2 separate regions of the Mus musculus genome follow, and region 2 is linked to region 1. A link is a loop called in an ENCODE intact Hi-C map of the cell type or tissue named here. Cell type or tissue: left cerebral cortex. All regions are shown on one strand. Each heading gives the region's core, and the rest is flanking DNA. Links, peaks and the distances in the headings are about the cores only.

Region 1 (8,329 bases), core at 242-8,241:
CTGTGACCTGTACTCCCTCTCTGGATTTAAACTCTATAAAGGCTTCTGCCTGCCCACTGCTGTGTGCCCAGAACCTCAATCAGTCTGACAATAAATATTTGTTGAATGATAAATTTCCACAGATAGGCTGTTAGCTTTTCCAAGTGCCCCTGTGCCTAAATACATTTTCTATTGTTGTAAAATAAACACGAGATTATGCTGCAGTGCTCAGCTCTTTGTTGGATCCGGATCGCTTTTGCCTATTTGTCCTTTTCCAGCCTATGCTGTTATTTGCAGGCCAGCAAATGGTTGAGATTCAAGAGGCAAAGGCTTTGGGGACGTCTCTTCCTCTGTGTCAGCTCTGCCAGGCTGCCACATGGGCAGGAGGGCTGGAGTGATGCCAGGGCCATTGGAGGCCACTCCCTCCCTCTGACATCAGATCCGTGGGCACTAGATCCTGCTTGGTGGTGAACGGGGTGCGTCAGAACCCAGGGATTAAATAGATTTTGAAATCCACTGGCTTGTCTTTCACCAGCCAGAAGGCACATGCCTGGACCTTCTGACAGCTCAGGCACTGTGGAAAACACTGTGTGCATACACAAGGCAGTGCCACTCAGAATGGGTCACAGCCAGGCACAGAAAGATGTCCCTGGACCACAGGGCTCTGAGAAGCTAAGCCCCAAGAAAGGGCAGGCAGATTGTGGGCTGGGAGCAGTCAGCTATTTTTCTGCCACTGTTGTCTGATTTCCATAAGATGGGACCCAGGGCCTTGCACAGGACGGGCAGGTGCTGCACCATACCTGTTCTGCTGGTGACCTGGGCAGGCCTCAGGGGACCCAATATGTTAGTGTGTGTGTGTGTGTGTAATAGGGCAAACAAAGGGTACCCTACGTTTTGCACTTAGGAGCCATCTGCTTTCAAATCCTGCCACTCTGTCTTCCTTCACGGTAGCAACACGAAAACTACCCGGAGGCTGTGTGACATTTGAGTGCCAAGGATAAAAATATGCAAAGAATATGTGCCTCTGGAAAGTGGTCCGCGTGCTTCCTGGGGCCTTCAGCTCCCCTAGAAACCAAGATTCCACCCCCACCCCAGGGTCCCATTTCCACGGCCTCATTCATGCTGTAAGGATGAACCTGTGTCATCTGAGTGTCCACACACAGGTCCCCTTGCTCCGCATCTGGAGGAGCCCCAGTGTGCACAAGTTGGTGTTGCAGTGTACCTGTCTGTGCTTGCTTGAGCTCCAAAGCATGGCCCCGTGCGTCCATTTGGCTGCTTTGTGCTTGGCTTCCTCGCCGTTTTGAGTGTGAGCGTGTATGGTGCGTGGGTTTATGTGGATGTAGAACGTGTGCGAAGCTCCTCTGTTTTCGTGGGTGAGAGGATTCTGGGAGAGACTCCCACAAGTTGTGTGCATGCTCTTGCAGAGATGTGCTGGCTGGCTAATGTGTGAGCTTACGTGTGTGGCTCTGTGGGTATGTGCCTAGGCATGAGCACATGTGTGCCGATGCCCACAGTCAAGGAGGCCCCACACACCCGCTCTGGCAAGTCTGCCGCCCTACCCAATGTTCACATCTTTTTGGCAGGATGGCTGGGCCCTTTCCTATCTCACAGCTGAGCTGGCTTCTGCTTTTCTCATACCTTGAATTTCTCCTGCTCACCTGAAGTTTGCCAGAATTCTCACTTGTGTCCCAGAACCCTAGCTTGCTGTTTTGAAGATCCTCAAAAGGACCAGGTTCCTGGGTCAATGTAATTTTGCTGAAGGTTGCATCTAACTCACCTCCATGGAGAGAGGCATAGTAAAGGTCCTTCGAAGGTCGGAAGTGAAGAGACCAGAATGAGTTCAGCAAGGGACTTCAAGGCAGAGCCGCAGGAGAATGCACATGTACACATCTTATAGACGCCTCTTCCAGAACCCTCTCACCCACAAAAACAGTATTGCAAGCAAGATCCAAAATGGTAACCTTGGTGGAATAGAGGCGTCTGCAGTGTCACAGGAAATGCACAGCCTCCCTGCTGTGAGCTTCTGTCCGGATCAATCAATGCCTGGTTGGTCAGTAGACAGGATCCACAACAGTAGAGACCTCTAGCTTGGGAAGCTGAGGGAACCCTGGGGAGCCACGTCAGGGCACCATTCAGTTCCCACCCCCAAGCCTCCAAGCAGTGCAGAAGTGACATAGCCCTGGCCAAACTGCCATGGCAGGTGACGTTCTGGGCACAAGGAGGGAGTGCTATGTGTTCTTTGCTTGGAGACAGAGTGAGAGCTGCCCATAGGAGGGAGACTGAGGCACTTGGGTACCTGCACCTTCCCCAGGACTACACGTCCTGCCCCTCAACATTGTACATGCCAAATCAGACACTAGCCTACCTCAGGCCCAGGATCCCAGGCAGCCTCTTGGTGGTCAGGAGACCTCCAAGCATCCCCTCCAGTGGGGGTGGGGTAGGGAGAGCTCGGGCCTTCCTACCAATCCTTTTATTTAGTGTGGGGATCAAGACTCTGTATAGCCCTGGCCGTCTGGAACTCTCTCTGTAGACCAGGCTGACCTCAGACTCAGAGGTTCGCCTGCCTCTGCCTCCCGAGTGCTGGAATTGAAAGTGTGCGATACCACTACCTGGCATTAACCAGTCCACTCTTAATCTAACCACTGCTTTCGGAGAATAAGATGGTTTAGATGGCTCTGTGCTCTCCGTCCTCCAGTAAAACCGAACGAATCCTTCAAATCAGGCAGACATCACAAAAACACAGGCTCTTTGTATGATGCAGATCACACAAAGTAAAATACGATTTAGTACAGCCCTCCCCATCCCCACCTTAGTTCCACAGCATAATTTATCATGTTAATAATTCACTATGTCTTGCTGGGCATGGTGGTGCACACCTTTCATTCCAGCACTCAGGAGGCAGAGGCAGACGGATCTCTATGGGTTCGAGACCAGCCTGGTCTATAAGATGTGTTCTAGGGCAAACACAACTATGTAGAGAGACCCTGTCTCCAAAAATAAATAAACAAACAAACAAATAAATAAATCACTATATCTCTCTTGAAGGGGACACTGGAATGAGACCTGGGCCTTGAGACTGCTATACAATGCTCTGGACCACTAAACAGTCTCCTCAGATTTTTCTTTTTTTTCTTTATCCTTTTTTAGATTTGTTTTTGTTGTAGTTTGAAGACAAGGTCTTGGTAAATTGCCTAGGTTGCCCTTGTGTTCACCTTGTAGCTCAGGCGGGCTTCCAGCTTGCAAGGTGGGGCTAGCCTCAGCTGCCCCCTTCAGTAGCTGAAAAGCCTCGACTCATTTGGTTTACTTTTGTTTTTTTAAGGGGTGTGTGTGTGTGTGTGTGTGTGTGTGTGTGTGTGATATGGCTCAGCCAATATAGGGACTTGTGGACAGTCGTGAGAGCGTTGACTCCCGAAAGCTGAACTTTGGCTTCCACATGAATGCTTGGCACATGGCAATATGAGCTCTCTCTCCTCCCCACCCCATCCCCCACTCCCACCCTACCCCCGAGAGAGGAGAGAGTTTGACAGCAAGTCCAGTTACTAGTTGAGCCATCTTAATGCCCACTCCCCACCCCCGTCCTTTGTTCCTTTTTGAGACAGGCCCTTATGAAGCCCAGGCAGGCCTCGAACTCACTAGGTAGCTGAAGCTAACTCTAGATGCTCCATCCTCCGGCTCCCTCCTCCTCCAGCCGGGATTCCAGATGTGCACCGCTAAATTCAGTTTATGTGGTGCTAGGAATGTAACCCAGGTCTCATATATTTCCAGCACCGTTTACAGATTTAAATAAAACAACACAGACACAATTATATTCTTTATATTTCCTCGGCTTGCTTAAAAAAAAAAAAAAAAAAAAAAAAAACCAAAACAACTGGATCTACGTCAACACATCTCAGACTACCCTACTTTCTTTTAAATCAGCAATTCGATGTTCCTGTCTGCTCCATCCCTTCCCTGGTGAGAGGCGTGCTGTTTCCTTTCCTTCTTTTCTTCTTCTCCTATTTCTGAAGGCATAAAGGTGCAACGTGCGTCTTCCAGCAGGTGTTGGGGATGGGGCACGCGGGTGAAAGATGCACTCCCCCCACCCCCGGCGCCGCGCACGCTGGGTTCAGCGGCGGGTGGAAATCACGAGGAGGCTGGGACCACAGAACCCCGCGGGTCCCGCGTCGCCCCCGCCTCTAGCAGCCCGGCGCTGCCGTTTTTAGCGCGCCTGGAGCGGGGAGTACAGACTCCATCACCCCCGGGAAACGCGGCCATCATATTTTTGGTTGCACAAGCAAACGAAATTAGAAATCTGGAACGCGCTCAAGACCTTCGGAGGGGGGCGCGGGGCCCAGGACAGAGACAGGGATTAAGCGAGTTGAGCGGCAAGAGGATGGTTTCCTCTTTTAATTTAGGTTCCATTGGCTCGGTTACGTAAGCCCGGTTACACAGCCGTGACTGCGGGTGGGCTGTGGCCCGAGGCCGCTCGTTCGCAGAGGGCTCGGGGCTGCGGGCGCACAGCACTACCCCCTTCCCCTGCACGGAACAGGAAAGCAGCCAGGGACACATGGCCCTCCACTCTCACTGCCCTGGAATAACAAGCCTTTGGAAGCCACCAAAATGTATGGCATTGTGTGGCGAACAGTCTAGTGAACCATGAGGCAGTCGTATGGCATATTATAGAGCAGAAAAAAAAAAAAGTGGGGGAGGGAGCAAGTGAAGGATGCACCCGTCTAGAATAGTCACAAAAGCCAGTTTGAGAACAGCAAGAACGCAGGCTGTCACTGGTGTGAAAAGACAACACAAAGAGGTCTCTGCCCAGTAAAGCCGGCAAGGGGAGAGGCAGGAAAGCACGCCCTGGGCGATCCCTTGAGCAGGTCCCCACAGCGCTTGCGCACACTACCACTTGGCTGCTGAGGTCTACCAATTTTTTTTTTTTTTTTTTTTTTAATACCCGTCCAAGGTGGTTCTCTGTCCCTCCGCTTTTGAATCTGGACTGACCTTAGGGAACTTGTCAACCTTTGAATTCAGAGGAAGTGATACTGCCTGCCTCATGAGACCTGCTGAAACCGTATTCCGAAGCTTTCTTCTAGGTATTGTGGGAGGTCCAACTGGGTTTGGGGGACAGTCTGTAAGAAGTCCAAGTACACTGAGGTTGCCTAGCCTGGAGGCAGGTCACAGCACTTGAGTGGCAAGCCCAGGTGACTCTAGCCATATTACACTTTTGGATCATGGCAGCCCATCGTAGACCCCAGGTGAGAAGCCTCAGGCCTTCCCAAACTCCAGCTCCACAAAACCACCAACAAAGCGAGATAGTACACTTACAGCACAAGACGAAAGAGTGACCTCACAAAGTAGAAGTATTTGTGTGGGGCTGGGGGGGGGGACCTACAGCAATGAGTAAGCGTGGTCTCTGCCCCCAATAAACTAATAATTTAATGGAGAAGCCAGACACAGAGCAAATAATTATAAAATAACACGGCAAGCTCAGCAAGGGAGTCACGCCCAGGTAATAGGGGGATGAGGCTGAAGAGTCTGTAATCTAGGCGGGTGGGTGGCTTTCCTGGAGCAGGTGACCTTGGACTGGCTTTGAAAGGTGAGTAAGGGTTGACTAGGTTAAGGGATGAAGGAAAGGTATCTGGGGAGGAGGAGGAGGAAGCGAGAGAGATGAGACCCAGAACGATGGCAGGGTGTGGGGGAGCGGGCTTTATGGGAGCTGGAAAAGAAAGCCAGGTAGACCCGGCAGGACCTCAAATCATGGGACAGTTTCCCCGCAGGCCAACAGCTTAGATTGACAGCAGCTGGGAGGCATCAAGGCTGACTGGAGGCGGACCTTCCTGGGAGCAGCGGGAGGATGGGGGTGGGGGGTGGGGTGGATGTGGTATGGGAGGAGGGTGGACCAAGGCAAGGTAGAAACCAGAAGGGGATGTGGGTTCCAGAACAGGGATCGAGAGAGATAGGGCGTGAAGAGCAGTTAGGGAATCGTCAGGCCTGGGTGCCTGGCTGGGGTGTTATGGGTAGCGTTCAGCTTTGGGTTTCTGACTCAGGAGCATAGAATGGCCGATGCACCAGCCACTTAGCCTTGAAGCAGAAGCCAGTGTGAGTCCAGGAGGGGCAAGCCTGCAGCTGTAGCATTGATGTGGTCCAGTAGGAAGCATCCCCAGTGCCATGCTGAGAGGGAGGGACTGGGATGGGGGGGCGGGGCGAGGAGGGAAGGCACGTGGGGAAGAGCTGTGCGGACAGCAGCTACTACTCACAGTGTGTCAGTGAGTGAACGGTGGGGTGACTGCATGAGTGTAGGTGGCTGTTGAGCTCATCTGGAGTTGGGACGTGGGACAGGCCCTGGGGCGGAGGACGGAGGACTCTGGTGCTGCAATTGTCCGGGGAGGTTAGGGTGGGAGCCAAGGGTGATGACAAAAGGCCTGATAACTCCTGGTCATGATTTCCTGGGGTGGGTCCCCACAGGTAGGCCACGAGAGAGCACGGGAACAAAACAGAGACATCCAGAGAGTCAGATCTGAGAAACAGCACAGTGCCGTGGTAAGCTGACACACACACACACAGTATCATTCGATTGAATCCTCACTGTGCCAGGCATTGTACCTGACGCCAGGATTGAACCCTGTCCCTGTAGGGCTCAGATTAGACCCTGTGGAGCTCTTCCATTTACCACAACTGGACGAGATTAACTTAGTCAAGGTTATGGGGGCAGGGGAATGTTTTTTGTCTGACTCAAGGCATAGGGGTACGAGGCCACCTGATCAAGGAGCACAGGTTTGTGTGGAGTCGGAGAAACAGTAAAATCAGGTTAGGCCAGTCTTCCCTTTCAGGGAACCTGGACTCCACTGGGACTTTGGAAGGCAATAGGGTTCTTGTTATCAAGACAATGTGCACCTCAGGGCTGGGCTGAGCCTTGGCACTTAATGTCCCCTCTTCACTGTGACTGTCGGGACAGTCCCCAGCAAGCACTTCAACTCATAGGGCATTTCACTCATGTGAAATGCCTTCCAGGCCGAAGCTCAACTGTGTGCTATAGCAGCCTGCCCACTACCAGCCCATTGTACACATGGGAACACTGAGACCCAGTGGGGTGGTTATCTACCTGAACTGCCAAGGAAAACAAAAAGCTTCAGGACTGGGCCTGTTGAATCCCAGAACTTGAGGGCATAGCCATGTCCCACAGTGCTGCCACCAGAGTGGGTATGGGAACAAAGTGAGCCTGAACCTGTGGGTGGGGCCTCGGAACCCAGCTCTAACTGGGGAGTGTCACAGGCCTGTGGTCAGAATAGGCATAAGCTGTAGTACGTTTTCAGCATACCCCAGGGCCCAGACATCTCCTGCCCAGGACTTGGGACCTTCCTTCTAACCCTCAGCTTATCCTTCTGAAATAGGAAATACTTAAGTTCAGCACACCCGACCCTTTACCTTGCACACTAGGAAACAGGCACAGAGAGGGAGAGAGCTATTCAACCCCACCCCGTAAGCCTGTGACAGACCCTAGGTTAACTAACAGAGGGGGGTCCATTTTCCTTCTGTGGGTTAGACAGGGCATGACCTCATTGCTCTTCCTAACACACACACACACACACACCATATGCAAACACATACACATGTATGCATTTGTACACATGGGAACACTGTGTATACATGGATATACCACATACAGGCACACAAATGTACACATATATCACACACATACCATACACAAATACCTGCATGCATTTGTATATACATGGATACATGTGTATACACATATACCACATACAGGCACACATATGTACACACACATCACACATGCACACACTACACATAAGCTATACATATACACACAGCACAAAGCAGCTAAAAACAGTACCATTCTGGACAGTGCAGGGGAGGGTGTTCGTATACTAGGCAATGGTAGGGACCACGACAAGATGATAGGTGCCGGCCTACCTGAGGAGGTGGCCATGTTTGACTGCAGTTTACAGAAGCTCCCACAGCTGTGGTTCTCAACCTGTGGGTCACCACCTCACAGGGGTCAAATATCAGATATCCCGCATATCAGATATTTACATTACGATTCGTAAGAGTAGCAAAACTGAGGCTGGAGAGATGGCTCAGCGGTTAAGAGCACCGACTGCTCTTCCATCCAAAGGTTCTGAGTTCAAATCCCAGCAACCACATGGTGGCTCACAACCATCCATAATGAGATCTGACGTCCTCTTCTGGTGCATCTGATGACAGCTACAGTATCCTTATGTATAATAAATAAATCTTAAAAAAAAAAAAAGCTAATAGGAGGCTGTCCTTCCCTGCAGTCCTGATTAAGGCCAAGGACAAAAAGCCTGCTGATTTAAAAAAAAAAAAAAAAAAAAAAAGGAGTAGCAAA
Region 2 (8,329 bases), core at 246-8,245, 180 kb after region 1:
ATCTAGGAAGGCACTGGGAAGGCAGAGTCAGGTGGATTTTATGAATTAAAGAGGTTCACCTGCTTCTGCCTCTTAAGTGCTAACACTTGGGAGGCAAAGGCAGGTGAATATCTAAGTTTGAGGCCAGCCTGGTCTACAAAACAAGTTTCTGTATAAAGCCATGGCTGTTATACAGAGAAACCCTTTTTCAAAAAGAATGTCTCACTGGGACGTGAGCTCTCTGTCAGCCTGAAAGCCCTACGAATCCTTTTATTTCTGCTTCCTTAGTACTGCAGCTATAAACCACTGTTTTACATGTATGTGCTGGAGGTTAAACTCTGTTCTTCATGCTGAGTGGTGAACTCCCTGGAATTTCTTTAAAAGTATTAATTCGGCCTTGCAAACTTTTAATCCCTAGCAATCCAGAGGCAAGTTGATCGAGGCCAGCCAGGGCTACATAGTGAGACATTGTCTCAAAAACAAGATTCATATTCAGCTAGGAATAGCAGACCGGGCCTATAATCCCCTTGTTTGGGAGGCTTGGCCAGAAGGATTATTGTTCCAGACCAGCATGGGTTGCTGTGTGAGTTCCTGTCTAAAACAATTTTTAAAAAAAATAAAACCCAGGGGCTAGTGAGATGACTAAGCTGAGAGACATCTGTGGACAAGCTGGATGAATGTGACAAGAGTTTCATCCCCCGGACTCACAGAGAAAGGAGAGAACCAACTCCCGAAAACTGTCCTCTGACCTCCACGGGCTGATCCACACACACAGACACTGGCACATAAAATAGAATGTAATTTTTAAAAAATTAAGGGCTGGAGAGATGCCACAGCAGTTGTTGGCATTGGCTGCTCTTGCAGAGGACCCAGGTTCAATTCCTAACACCCACATGGCAACTCACAGCTGCCTAACTCCAGGGTCAGACACCCCCTGCCCCCAGACAGACAGACAAGCAGGCAAAACACCAATGCACATAAAGTAAATTATATTTAAAAAGTTAAAATTAAAAATTGGAGGCCCAAAGTTGGTGGCTCATATAATCCTCAGGAGGTAGAGGCAGTCAAATGTCCAGGATAGCTGGGTTACACAGAGAAACCTCAACAAAACTTCTGTTATATGCCCACATCAGTGTTAGTGTGCAGATTAAATTAATTGATATACTCTGCACATTGATAGAGGAGACCCAACAGGTTCTTAATTCCTTTATTAGCAAGAGGGAAAGAACCTTTTTATTGTCAGAGTGGAGGAGTCAGCTCCCTGTGGCACTGACTGAGGAGTGTGGCAAAGCTCCAACCAGGTAAGGTGGAAAATGGAGGCCTCGAACTCAAGACCGACAGTCTTCCCACCCCAGCCTCCCAGTGTGTTAGCATATATCCCTCAAACAGAAATCTGAAGAGTTTACAGTTAAGAAACGCAAAAAAGTTTCCAAAACATGAAATAGATAACAATGAAGAAAACTGTTAGTCTGCTAGAAGAGGAACTTTTAAAAGTATTCTTTGAGTCTCATGAAGTTGAACTAGAATGGGTTGGTTGGGGGCTGGAGAGATGGCTCAGTGGTTAAGAGCACTGTCTGCTCTTCCAGAGATCCTGAGTTCAATTCCCAGCAACCACATGGTGGCTCAGAACCATCTGTAATGAGATCTGATGCCCTTTTCTGATGTGTCTGAAGACAGCTACAGTGTACTCACATACATGAAATAATAAATCTTTAAAAAAAAAAAAAAAGAATGGGTTGGTTGGAAAATTAGTTGGAAGCAAATCCAAAAGGCTAAAATACAACACTTGGGAAGCCGAGGCAGGAGGATTGTCCTTGGCTACACAGTTAAAGGCCAGCCTTGACAGAATGAGAAAAATCAAAGCCACCTCCTCAACTCTCCCATAACTTTCCAAGGTCACAAAGGATCTTAAGGTTATCCGTTCTGTGGCTCTTGAGCCTGTGTGTCACTCATCACTATCCCTGCCCACTCCATTGCTCTTCCTCCCACCCACTCTCAGTTACTCATCCTCAAGCTCTTTTGAAACTTTCTCTCCTTTCCCTCATTAGAACTCTTGAGAGTTTTTCAGTGTTCTATCTGGCCATCTTCTCTGGGTACTCACGAACTCCCTTGGGATTATCTCTTCCGTTTGCAAAATTTCAGCTAGCCCCTTCGGCTGCTGAGTGCTAGATTCCAACCTCCACCTCAGATCTCCTTTCTGAATTTAGTACTCATGCCTACCCTCTTTACTGGGACACTCTACTTATGTGAAAGTCAAAACCAAACAGAAACATAGTACAAAGCCAAAATAGAAAAACAGCTTCTGGGCTGGAGAGATGGCTCAGTGGCTAAGAACACCCGACTGCTCTTCCAAAGGTCCGGAGTTCAAATCCCAGCAACCACATGGTGGTTCGCAATCATCTGTAACAAGATCTGACTCCCTCTTCTGGAGTGTCTGAGGACAGCTACAGTGTACTTACATATAATAAATAAATAAATCTTGAAAAAAAAAAAAGAAAAAGAAAAACAGCTTCTTGGGTGAGAAGTAGAACTCCAAGCAGAGAGCTACCCTGGCATGTGGGAAGCTATAGGTTGAATCCTCAGCACTGAAAGAGATACATACAAACAAAACAAACATATAGGTCTGTCAACAGTTTCAAGTCAAGAGATTAAAAAGTGAATTCAGGGCTAAAGAGATAGCTCAGACAGAAAGGTACTTGCTAAGAGCGCTTGAGGACCTAAGCTTGGATCCTGTCTTAGGTCACCAATTTTGTTTTGTTTTGTTTTGTTTTGTTTTGTTTTTCAAGACAGGGTTTCTCTGTATCACCCTGGCTGTCCTGGAACTCACTCTGTAGACCACGCTGGCCTCAAACTCAGAAATCCGCCTGCCTCTGCCTCCCAAGTTTGGGGAATTAAAGGTATGTGCCATCACCATCCACTTCTTAGTTCTTTTTTTTTTTTTTTTTTTGGTTTTTCAAGACAGGGTTTCTCTGTGTAGCCCTGGCTACCCTGGAACTCACTTTGTAGACCAGGCTGGCCTCGAACTCAGAAATCGCCTGCCTCTGCCTCCAAGTGCTGGGATTAAAGGCATGTGCCACCACGCCCGGCCATTTTTTTTTTCCCAACTTGTAGTCTATTATCAAGGGAAGCCAAGGCAGGCTGTCAGGCAGGGCAGGAACCCAGAGGCAGGGCTGTTGAGCTGGTCATGCTTATTGGTGTACTCTTCTGGCTCACAGTCAGTCGCCTTTCTTTTTCTGTTTCTTTCCCTTTTCAGTTTTTGTTGTTTGTTTTTGTTTTTGTTTTTTTTCGAGACAGGGTTTCTCTGTATAGCCCTGGCTGCCCTGGAACTCGCTCTGTAGACCAGGCTGGCCTCAAACTCAGAAATCTGCCTGCCTCTGCCTCCCAAGTGCTGGGATTAAAGTGGCTGCCTGGCTCCCTTTTCAGTTTTATTTGTTTTGTTTTGTTTCCATGTGCATGTGTTTTGCTGGCATGTATGCATGTGCACATGTGGATGCTTAAACCTGAAGAAGTCAGAAGAGGGCATCTGATCCCCTGGAACTGGAGTTACGGATGGATGGTTGAGAGCCACCATGTTGGTGCTGAGAATCAAATCCTGGGCCTCGTTTACAAAAGCAACAAATGCTCCTAACTGTTGGCTTATCTCTCTAGCCCGATATAATTCTTTTAAGGAAAGAAAATTTAACAAACAAAAAACCATGAATTTTGGAGCGCACCTAATTTAATGTCATTGCTGCTGTTTGACTTTGTTTGTTACCACTCTGAGGATGAAACCCTGTGCCTTGTTTGGGTAAGTACTCTTTCACTAAGCCAAATCACCAGCCTGCTACAATCTTTTTAAATTGCCTTTAAAAAAAAAAAGACTGCTATTTCTTGTCCCTCAGACTGTGTTAAAGACTGAGTTTCAATGCCATTCCCATCAGCCTCAGATGGAGCACTATGTTGGATCCGAGAATTAAATTTTAAACTGTGGAAACAAATCCAAGTGTAGGCTCAAGCCGCGTTCCAATTTGCCACCGGGGTCAATTTAAGTGTTTAGTCAGTTGATATTCATCACTCCTGGTGTGCAGTGTGTACTGTGTGAATTACTGTATCATAATAAACAGACGTTGCTTTTTCTTAAGCAGTAACAAGACAAATGCATGCTGTGTGCCCTGGGCAACCCCGAAGAATGGAAATAAAGACGCTATACCTAAAAGTACCCCTTCCTGTTTCATCTTGGCTTTGTTCAGGCCCTCCTCTCTGCCTCCCCAGGGTGTTTTCCTTAATCTTTTCACCCCATCTGCAAAGTTCTCACCAGTGCCACATCAGGGATCTCTCCAAGGCACCTGAGCTCAGCAAAACAATATTTTCTGCTTGTCCCATTGGGTAGTAGAACAGTGCCAACCAAGGCTCTGAGCCTCATTAACTAGATTAGGCATGGAGTACTGCACACGGCTGTTTATGAACACACCATAGCTCTACCCTCAGTGCCTGGAATCAGGACTAGGATGACAAAGAGCTCCCCCCGCCCGCCCGCCCCCGCCCCGCCCCGCCCTCCGTCTTTCCTTAGATGACTTTCAGAATAATTAATTATAATTTATAAGCTATAACGAGTTGCATTTTATAAACTAGAATCAATGTTAATCTTCATGAAAGCCAAGTTGGAAGAATTTCTGTCTAAAACCGATAAAGGGTAAAATAAAAACAGTAACAGCTGAAATAAATATTCTAGCTGAATGGTCCCAAGCACTGACAAAAATAAGAAAGAACAGTGTCATCTATCTCTGCAAATAATGGGCATATTATAGTAGGATCCTTTTCAGCCCATTTCCCGTCCTGCTGGGTAAAAATTGGCTCAGATGGAAAAAAAAAAAAAAAAAAAAGAGCTAACTAATCTTGGGGGAGTGGGGGTGGAAACCCACCAATTATTTTTAATGCCTGCTAAACAGCCTGCTCCTGAGGATAAGGCTTTTCTGGCTCTCAAACGACAATGTCGGATCCCTCCGCCTCGCAACTATTCCTGTGTCTGTCCTCCTCGCTGGAAGCTGCCGGGTGGGAGCTCTAAAAATAGCCCATGAATCACAGCAGATAATCCAGTGCGGTGGTTACATAAACAGCCGGCCGGGGCGGCGGGGCCGCGGGTGGGAACGAAAAGTATCTAGGTCAATGTTGTCACACCGAATAGGGTCCCCCGGAGCCGGCCTTCGGAGGCGCGGTGGGGGAGGAGGCCTGGGCCTGCGGGGCCGCGAGCAGCCAGGGAGCTGTCGGTGGGCGGGCGGGCGCACGAGGCCCTGGGCCGGGCGCGGGCGGAGGCGCGAGCGGGGCGGGCGAGCCCGGCGCTCCCTCCCCATGGCCGGGAGCCGGCCGCGGAGGCGGCGGCGGCGCTGACAGGCTCGGGGCGGGGCGGCCCGGGGCCCGGGGCCCTGGGGAAGATGAGCGCCCTCCTAGAGCAGAAGGAGCAGCAGGAGAGGCTGCGGGAGGCGGCGGCCTTGGGGGACATTCGGGAGGTGCAGAAACTGGTGGAGAGCGGGGTGGATGTGAACTCGCAAAATGAGGTCAACGGCTGGTAAGTGGCGAGCGGGGGAGGCCCAGGGTTCAGGGCTGCGAGCTCGGGGCGTGGAGCAGTCAGCCGTGACCCAGGACGCAGGCGAAGGTGACGCCTGGTGCCCCAGGCCTCTCAGGTCGTGGCCCTTTCGAGACTGGCCCCGATCTCCCATTGCCTGGTGCAGTCAGGAGCGCATCCTCCCCAAACCATACCTTCTTCTGTGGTTGACCGCGGCCAGCGCCCTCCGGGACACTGGAGCCCACCCACGCCACCCCCCCCCCGCGCGCCCCCTGGCTCTAACTTGGCCCAAATGGTGATGCATAGAGGCTTTGATTCTCGGCGACTCTGCTCTGGATTTCATCAAGCTTGAATTAGTTTGCCATGGGCGCTTCTGAAGAACACTTCGTGCAGAGATGAAAGCATAAGCAACGAAGCAAATGCCAATCTTAAAAAACCAGCACGGTTTCTTTAGCCAAGACCAGGAGAAAAGGAACAACTACAAAACCCTCGCCACTTGCATAATAATTCTGCCTCAGTTGTTTTAATGCCACAGTGATTGGCTGTTGCCTACAGCTGCCTGTTGAGGGGAGACTCATTTGTCTGCCCTGTAGAGTGTTTTGTTTGCTTAGTACAATTTCCAATTAGAGAAATTTACCCAAGGCTTTACAAGTCGGCTAGCAGATCTGCCTCCTTCCCAATACAGAGTCTGTCTCATTTTAAGATATGAACAAATCTTTAGTTTCTTTCTTTTTTTTTTTTTTTTGGTTTTCGAGACAGGGTTTCTCTGTATAGCCCTGGCTGTCCTGGAACTCACTTTGTAGACCAGGCTGGCCTCGAACTTAGAAATTCGCCTGCCTCTGCCTCCCAAGTGCTGGGATTAAAGGCGTGAGCCACCACGCCCGGCTAAATCTTTAGTTTCGAGTTACTGAATGTGGTATTTCTTTCTACCCTTTTTTGACATTTTACAATTAATTTTTTTTAATTCAGGTAATGCTTATCTAGCCTCTTTTGCCAGTTTAAAGTTAAATTTGAATTTTAAACCCCCCAGTAAATCGAGCCATACATTTTGGAATGGAAAGGGCACTGGAGATCATTTGAATTCCAGAGAGTGTCTTGCCCTGATTGCACAATTGTCAATATGATAACAGAGTCAGAAATGAGATTTCCTAATTTCCTAAGAAAGCTGTCTGACTCCTTTCCCTAAAGAAACTAGCCTGGATAGCTGTCCACAGCCTGGAGACAGTGGACACTAATTTCTAGTCTTTTTTTTTTTTTTTTTGAAGCATTTGTAGTCAAAACACTTGTAGCTGTGTTTGCCTTGCCATGGCGTCCAAGAGCTGTGAATTCCTGTTTTGGCACTGGGAGGCGGTGTTTTACAGAACAATGAGCCTGGTCTTGCTGCAGGTTCTGCCTGCCTAGCTGTGTGGTCTTGCCTGAGTTACTTTGTTTTCCAGGTCTTTCAGAAGTGTTGTTAGTATTTATTGAGATGAAAAATAGCTACCAAGTATTGAACTTGCTCTATGGCACAGATGTGGTTCTAAACACTTAACCTATCTCAGGGTAATCAGGAGATATTGTTATTTTTCTCCATCTTAAAGATGAAGAAACTGAGACCCCAGGAAAATTAAGTAAACCATTCAGTTTTTAAAAATGCTCCTAAATTACTAAATTTGGGATTTAGTGGGTCTACATGACTGTTAGAGCTGAAAAAGGAATCTGACATCTGAGTCCCTCAGCACAGTGCCTGCCATGTGCTAGATATACAGTGTATATCAGGTGAGTTTGAGGTGACATGATGAGGCTTCCTATAGATTTAATTCCAGCTCCAATCTATTCAATCCAAGAGTGAATTCCTAGATTCCCTTTATCCTGCCTTATGCTCTTGGCCTAATGCTTTCAGCTCTTCGCATCCTGCCCTCTTATATGAACCAAACCACAAAGCTTGGCACTGTCCTTGGTCCCTGTCTTTCCTTCACATCCACGTACCGTCATCCAGTTCTGCTGCCTCTATGTTCAGATAGAATCTGACTACCTCTCACAAGCTCTACACTGTGATACAAAGCCAGCCAGCTCCACTTGTGATGCAGGATAGTTCCAGAGTCTTCCTACTAGCATCCTTACTAGTCTACTTGCCTTACCCTGACTTGGAACAGTTGGATCACCTCACTCAAAGTCCTCTAGTGGCTCCCATGTTACTGTGAGAAGAAGCCAATATGCACTCCTTTCCCTGACCTTTGGGCCTCATCTCCTGACTTGCTTCCTTGTTCACTTCTTCCCTGGCCTCCTTGCCTTTCCTGGAGCAACAGCACAGCCTGGATTCTAGACTTTTGCATTTTGCCTTCCCTCTTGTCTTGATAGCTTTTCTCTTACACACCATGGTTTGCTCTCAGTCCTCATGTGGATCTTAGCTTAAATATTAGCTTCATGCTAAGGCTTTTCCTTGCCTGTCGTTAAAAATTGTGCAACTCTTCCCCCAGCCCTGCCAGTTCCTAATCTCTTACTCTGCTTTATTGATACACGACACTTAATATCCGCCTAGTACACTATATAATTTGCTTATTTGCTTGCTAGTTACCCAGCTTCATTGACTGTAAAATGAGTGAAGAATATTCACAGTAGTAGGGTTTTCTTTTCTTTTCTTTTCCTTCCTTCCTTCCTTCCTTCCTTCCTTCCTTCCTTCTTCCTTTTCTTCTTAGACTTGGCCTTGCTGTGTTGCCTGGGCTGGTCTTAACCCTTGTCCTCAAAGTTACCCTCTTCCTACCCTGGTCTACTGAATAGCTGAGTCTATAGGCAAACCCCACTGTACCCAGATCCTAAGGGGATATT

The links. A loop is a pair of places that touch in the nucleus more often than their neighbours do. Peaks named below come from ENCODE experiments on the same cell type or tissue, not always from the same donor. Only the 100,000 strongest peaks of a DNase experiment are listed, where the experiment ranks them.
Region 2: a loop joins it to region 1, with 11 times the contacts of the local background. A loop is called at or near these places in 3 of 42 quality-filtered maps.

What each region holds. Positions count from the first base shown.
Region 1 is chr11:94,144,915-94,153,243 of GRCm38, forward strand. All of the region lies in intron 2 of B230206L02Rik (RIKEN cDNA B230206L02 gene), which reads left to right. All of the region lies in intron 3 of Gm35338 (a long non-coding RNA gene), which reads right to left. Among named protein-coding and RNA genes, the nearest start is that of Gm35338, 13 kb to the right of the region's middle. In left cerebral cortex, for the core only: no CTCF peak of the experiment used is centred there; DNase peaks (open chromatin) are centred at 411, 925, 1,356, 4,226 and 2 more places; H3K4me3 peaks cover 1,138 bases; H3K27ac peaks cover 3,490 bases.
Region 2 is chr11:94,322,864-94,331,192 of GRCm38, forward strand. It overlaps Ankrd40 (ankyrin repeat domain 40), which reads left to right and starts at 5,138. Exons shown (of 5, transcript NM_027799.2): 1 at 5,138-5,524. The coding sequence starts at 5,391. In left cerebral cortex, for the core only: a CTCF peak has its summit at 6,872; DNase peaks (open chromatin) are centred at 4,085, 4,314, 5,055, 5,984 and 2 more places; H3K4me3 peaks cover 3,881 bases; H3K27ac peaks cover 4,040 bases.